Linked DNA regions of Homo sapiens: region 1 is linked to region 2. The links are chromatin contacts, found by Hi-C or POLR2A ChIA-PET in ENCODE. All regions are on one chromosome and are shown on one strand. The core of a region is the stretch at or near the end of the contact, and the rest is flanking DNA. Distances in the headings are between cores, read along the strand shown.

What was found. A loop is a pair of places that touch in the nucleus more often than their neighbours do. ChIA-PET counts read pairs that join two places held with the same protein, here RNA polymerase II (POLR2A). Pooled maps may share reads with other maps.
Region 1: a loop to region 2 is called in a map with no recorded cell type, with 2.4 times the contacts of the local background. The contact joins the enhancer-like site here to the promoter of KILH in region 2. A Hi-C loop is called at or near these places in 3 of 168 maps with a recorded cell type or tissue (Right ventricle myocardium inferior, heart left ventricle and mammary epithelial cell), 3 of 37 single-sample maps with no recorded cell type and 7 of 50 pooled maps. POLR2A ChIA-PET finds 5 or more read pairs at or near these places in 7 of 52 experiments (HepG2, MCF 10A, OCI-LY7 and 4 more).

What each region holds. Positions count from the first base shown.
Region 1 is chr6:53,614,161-53,617,314 of GRCh38, forward strand. No RefSeq gene overlaps it. Among named protein-coding and RNA genes, the nearest start is that of LINC01564, 13 kb to the right of the region's middle. RefSeq lists an enhancer at 1,251-2,450. Within about 2 kb of position 1,696, at least 8 of the 41 ENCODE cell types and tissues checked have a DNase peak (open chromatin) inside an H3K27ac peak, as active enhancers do; they include PC-9 and mammary epithelial cell, where a contact is called at or near this core.
Region 2 is chr6:53,571,378-53,574,632 of GRCh38, forward strand. KILH (KRT19 interacting long noncoding RNA in hepatocellular carcinoma) reads right to left here and starts at 1,898. Exons shown (of 4, transcript NR_110840.1): 1 at 1,823-1,898. RefSeq lists an enhancer at 1,657-2,157.

The DNA of each region.
Region 1 (3,154 bases), core at 446-2,945, 43 kb after region 2:
GAGGCTAGAGTTTTTCAAGGGTGGTTTGGGGAGCCAGGGAGTCTGCTTCTGGGTAGGGCCACAGGACTGGCTAGTGGGGTTTGGCAGGCCTGGGTGGAGACGTTGGTTCATTGGTCGTCAGAAATGCAGAAACCTGAAAAGACATCTCAAAAGGCCAATCTTAGGTTCTATAATAGTGATGTTATCGGCGGGAGTAATTAGGGGAGTTGCAATTTTTGAGACCTCCAGACTAATGGCTGGTAATCGTTTAAGTCTACACCTTAGCAGAATTCAGGCTCCTCTCATCCTAATAACCTGGTGGATGGATTAGCTTTCCTTAGCTTTACAAAGTGGTATAATTTTGGGGAAGCACTATTACCATTTAAACTCTAAACTAAATGTCTCCCAAAGTTATCTTGGCATAAGCCCAGGAATAATTAAGGCCAGTTTGGAGGTTAAAGGCTAGATGGGGGTTGGTTAGTTCAGATCTCATTCACTGTAATAATTTCCTGATTGTTATAATTTTTGCAAAAGTGATCTCAAGAGAAGAAAACTATGTATATGCATATGCATTTTTGTGTATATGAGTAAATATTTCTGTAGAGATGAACAAAAAGGTGATACCTAGCCTGGGCAGCAAAGTGAGACTCTGTCCAAATAAAAAAGTTAAAAATTAGCTGGTTGTGGTAGTGTGTACCTGCAGTCCCTGCTACTCAGGAGGCTGAGGCAATAGGATGGCTTGAGCCCAGGAGTGTGAGGCTGCAGTGAGCTATGATTGCACCGCTGCACTCCAGCCTGGGCAACAGGGAGAAACCCCATCTAAAAAAAAAAAAAGAAAGGTAGTATCATTGGTTGCCTTTGGGTAGAGAAAACAGGTGGCTGAGGATCAGAGCCAGGAGTGAGGCATGGCTTTTGTACATTTTAAATGTATTTTTAAAAATTAAATATATGTATCTTACTGTATGATTTAAATTATATACATTTCAAGAACAGACAAAATGAATTACGGTGATTGAGGTCAGAATACTATTAACTCTATGGGGAGATATTTACTGGAAAGTGGCATGAGGCGGTCTTCTCCAGCTAAGAGATCAGAGATATCCTCTATCTTGAATTAGATGGTGGTAACATAGGTACATGTATATGGAAAAAAAACATCAACTCCATACTACTATTTGTGCACTTGATGTACCTCAGTACAGTTTTAGAGCATATACTTTGAATAATAAGAAAGAAAATTAAGATAATTATTAATATTCTGTGGGCTTCTTGTTCACTATCATCTTAGTTCAAATTTCAACAATTTCCCTAATTTAAAGTTTTTTTAAAAGAGTTTTCATGTGAGAATGTGTATGTATACATATGAATGTCAATGCAGAGGAGATTTGTGGCCAATCTGTGGGTTATTTCCTATATAAAATAACCCTTCATTGACCTCACTTCATTGTCCAGTTATCACCCCAGTTTTTTACAGTCACGCTTTTTCAGCACTGCTGTGTGTAGGTGGGTATATGTGCCTAAACTCAGGACTAGTATACACCCAGGTATGAATAGATCAAGTCACATACTTAAGGATTTGATGTTGGAGTTTGCTTCTATAGCAAATGAATTTCTAAATATTAGCTCAGTGCAGCTTTGATGAGTGCACGATGAATCAGCAAAAGCTTAAATAAGGGAGTGTGCACCAATGACAAATTCCCTTTGCAAGGGAACTTTGATCTCTACTGGATGACTACCTGCTTCTGCTGTGCACTCGCTCTCTCCCTCTTTGCTTCTAGCATAACAAATACGTTCCCCTGCATTGAACGTGTTTTCCTAACAACAGTGGCGAGATGTGACAAGGAAACTTGTTTGGAGCAACGTCTGAGTCACAATAGAATTAGTATCAGGTACAAATGACCACAAAGTACAGGTGCTGAGTCACAGTGATTTGGGATTCTCTAGTAAAAAGGACATGTGGAGAACTTAACTTTTATTTCCTCTCTTTTGCTGGTGTAAGTTTGGAGGTATCGTCACACAATCACCTTTCATTCACTAACGCTCACATTTTAGGTGCTTTTCCTTCTTACATAATAAAATAGCAAAGCACATAGGCCTGGGGTCCCTGGGGAAAGCCAAGTCTGCCTGGCTGCCTTGAGAACTCTGGACTGGATTTGACATGGAGGAGTTGGGGATTGTTGCTCAGGGATCAGAACAGTGAAACTCAGGTTAATGAGTAAAGAGTGAGAATATGTGTTTGTATGTTTCTTAATCCCATCTACTAGGTGATTACAAAACTCATTCAAAGTTGAACACAGTAGAGGTATTTCAAGTTGCTTTAGAGAGAGAATTACACACACACAAAAAATCTTTAGGAGCCAGACAACCACTGTGGACACCAATAAGAGAGCTCCAACATTGGTGAGGTATAGACCCGTCAAAGTTGTTGGTAATAACAGCAAGGTCCATCTGGCAAGATTGGTCACCTGTGGTGGAAGTGGTGGTGACAGCAGGGATGCAACTGCAGCAATCAATGATGATGATCTCACTAGGGTGGGGAGGTGTTAAAGGCATCTTCACAGCAGCACAGTGCCCAGAATGCCAAAGAGCAGCAGGATGGATCCAGCATCCTCTCCTGATAAAAGAGGGCTAGAAGACGGGAGGCTCCGGGAAGTCTACTGGGTGAGTATTAGTCCACTCTCACATTGCTATCAAGAAATACCTGATACTGGGTAATTTATAGAGAAAAAAGGTTTAATTGACTCACGGTTCTGCAAGCTGTCCAGGAAGCATAGCGGCTTCTGACTCTGGGGTGGCCTCAGGAAGCTTCCAATCATGGAAGAAGGCAAAGTAGGGGCAGGTATCTCACATGGCAGTAGCAGGAGGAAGAGAGCGAGGGGGAGGTGCCACACACTCTTTAACTACCAGATCTGACAGATAACTCATTGTTCCAAGGGCAGGACAAAGGGGATGCTGCTAAACCATTCATGAGAAATCTGCCCGCATGATCCAATCACCTCCCACCAGGCTCCACCTCCAACACCGGATATTACAATTCAACACAAAATTTGGACAGGAACACAGATCCAAACTATATCAGGGTGGAGCCCTACATCTAATGTTTCTTGCCCTTGCTCTTGGTAGCTAGTGTCTCATTGGACTCTAGTGTCTGCTTGTTCTATTGGATCAGGAGCTC
Region 2 (3,255 bases), core at 648-3,147:
AATACATTTATTTTTATTACTTATGCACAGTTTTCTTACCATTTTTAAAAGTAAATTGTAGATATAAGTGAATACTTCTATATATGCTTTAGTTATAAAATTTAAGGAACTGCTATTTGATTATCTTCATATCACCTGGAATAAGCCATGAGCATTACTGATTTTTACAGATAAAATATCTTTTGTTTTGTGAAGGATTTTTCTGTATTTCCCAATTAACTGTTTCTATATATACAATAAAAATTATCTTCTCACCATTCAGTGTGTCTGTTTTAAGGTTAATATTGTACCAAATATGGACTAATCCTCATTTCTAAAGCTTATGTAACCACATAGTGTTTTATGTCCAATAAAATGTTATTTATGTACTCGGTTTACAACATATCTAATTTTTCATAGAGGAAATGGACATTTTGGCAACGTTTAATGGTGACAAAATGAAACAGAATCTTTTTTTTTAGAAAAATAAAATATGTACTTTCTACCTTTTGGATATGAATTTTCACTTGTTTTCTACTGACAGTTACTTCTCAAATAGTGTACATTACAAATAAAGTTATCATAATTAGTGGGAAAGAATATTGATCAAAATATTTTATATTCCATCTTTACCTCTGTTCAAAAACTTCACGTAAAATTGTATATGTACATTTCAAAATGTAAAAGTAATGTTTGTAAGGATCTTCACAATTATCAAAGCATTAAATGTACCATTTATTTTTTATTTACTGAATAAAAGGGAAGTTTATTAAATGGTACAAATATCACATTTTCTCTGTTTTGATACTTGTTTGTTACAGTTTATAGTTTATGCTATCTGAATCCAGGATTTTTTTTTTTTTTTTAATAGAGATGGGGTCTCCTTATGTTTCCTGGGTTGGTTTCCAACTCCTGGCCTCAAGTGATCCTCCTGAATAGTTGGTATTATCGGCATGCATCACACCAACTGGCCCTTTTTAAATTATTGTTATTATTTTAATTTTATTTTTTAAACTAAAAAAATTTTTTTGAACTAAAAGTAGATCTGCCATTTGATCCAGCAATCCCACTAGTAGGTGGGAAAAGAAGTCATTATATGAAAAAGATACTTGCACATGCATGTTTATAGCAGCACAATTTGCAATTGCAAAAAATATGGAACCAACCCAAATGCCCATCAATCAACAAGTGGATTAAGAAAATGGAATACTACTCAGCCATAAAAAGGAACGAAATAATGGCATTCGCAGCAGCCTGGATGGAATTGGAGACTATTATTCTAAGTGAAGTAACTCAGGAATGGAAAACCAAACACCGTATGTTCTCACTTATAAGTGGGAGCTAAGCAATGAGGACACAAAGGCATAAGAATGATATAATGGACTTTGGGGACTTGGAGGAAAGGGTGGGATGGGGTGGGAGGGATAAAAGACTACACAATGGGTACAGTGCACACTGCTTGGATGACGGGTGCATCAAAATCTCAGAAATCACCACTAAAGAACTTATTAATGTAACCAACCACCACCTATTCCCCAAAAACCTACTGAAATTTGTAAAAGAATCAAATACAATACAATAAAATATGTAAAATTAAAAAAATTTTTAAATAGGGATGGGGTCTCACTATGTTGCCCAGGCTGGTCTCAAACTCCTGGTCTCAAGCGATCCTCCAACCTCAGCCTCCCGAAGTGCTGGGATTACAGGCGTGAGCCACCATGGCCGGCCAGATGCTGACTGGAGTTTAAATTCAGGATTTCTTTTATGATCATTGTTTATTATTAATGTTAGGAGTAAATTTTTTTTTCAAAAAAGTCTTATTTAAATCGATGGCACAACTTACAATTAATGGCATTTTAGAATTGGCATCATATGGCATGATTTATATTTTGTCAGCAGCAAGCCTTGATTTCATCCACCTGGAGTAGAAAATGAAATACTATTAAATTTTAATGTCCAGCTTTCCATGGTTCTTCTCCCCAGGCTGTGATCCCTTGAACTCTCCCTCATCCTCCACTTTCTCACGATTCTCGTTCGGTATTTCTGGGAGTCCTGGACGGCGTGCCTTACACCAGGTTTATAACCCGCTCCTCCCCTGGAGGTACCTGCTGCTAGCTCTCCCGCTCTGTTCCTGGCCACGCCCACTGCACTTCCGGTGGCCTGAAGGAGGATCACATGAGACATCCCGGGGTCTGGCTGCATGCAGTCCCCAGAGGCTGTCCCCTCAGCACTGTTTAGTAGTCGGGTTCTCGGCGACTTCAGTCTAGTCCCCAAGGCTTGCTCTCCTTCGTCCAGGAGCAGCTCTGCTCAAAGCCAAAGGGTCTCCAGGTGTCTCAGGGAAGCTTCTGTCACAAACTTACTGCAACCTTTGCTTTCCAGCCTTCCACACACACACAAGTCTCCATGGAATCACAGGGCAGTTGCAACTCCCCTTTCAACAGGAAAACTGCAACAGCCTCCCTTCTACCCAAAAGGCATCACGTCATTTAAAAGAAGGATGAGGCAGGGCAGTCAGTAATAACAATGGCAACCACAATAGGTGTCACTCCATTTTGATGTTAGGAAACTCAACAGAGAAAATCAGAGAGGTTGAATGAGTTGCTCAAGGTCACAGACCTAAGAAAACCATGCTCAGGATTTGAACCAAGGACTGCCTCTCTCCAAACACACCTATGCCATCTCCCATAAAAGGACTGGATTTTTTTCTGTCCCATGGCTGTTTTTACCTCTTGCTGAGCCTATCAGCTGAGGTACGTAGGGTAAGGTGTGGGGAAGCACAAACTCCTCCATGTGCAATGGGTTGAAACACCTATTCCACATTACTGCTGTTGTTGCAGCAGGGATAAAGGGGGGGGTCGTGACCTACCAAAAGGCCCCTGAATTTATTTTTCAGCTTTTAGCTTATATTTTTGTTTCTATTGTACCATTTGATGCATGCACTTAAGTGCCTTTAAAAAGGAAACTCCAAACAGCTGAGAAAGAAACGTTATAAAATTGATGACATCTTTTTTTTTTTTTTTTTTTTTTTTTTTGAGACAGAGTCTTGCTCTGTCGCCCAGGCTGGAGTGCAGTGGCATGGTCTTGGGCCACTGCAATCTCCCTCTCCTGGCCTCAAGCAATTCTCCTGCCTCAGCCTCCTGAGTAGCTGGGACTACAGCCACCTGCCACCACACCCAGCTAAGTTTTGTATTTTTAGTAGAGACGGGGTTTCACCATGTTGGCCAGGCTGGTCTCAAACTCCTGAACTCAGGTAATCTGCCCGCCTCAGCCTCCCAA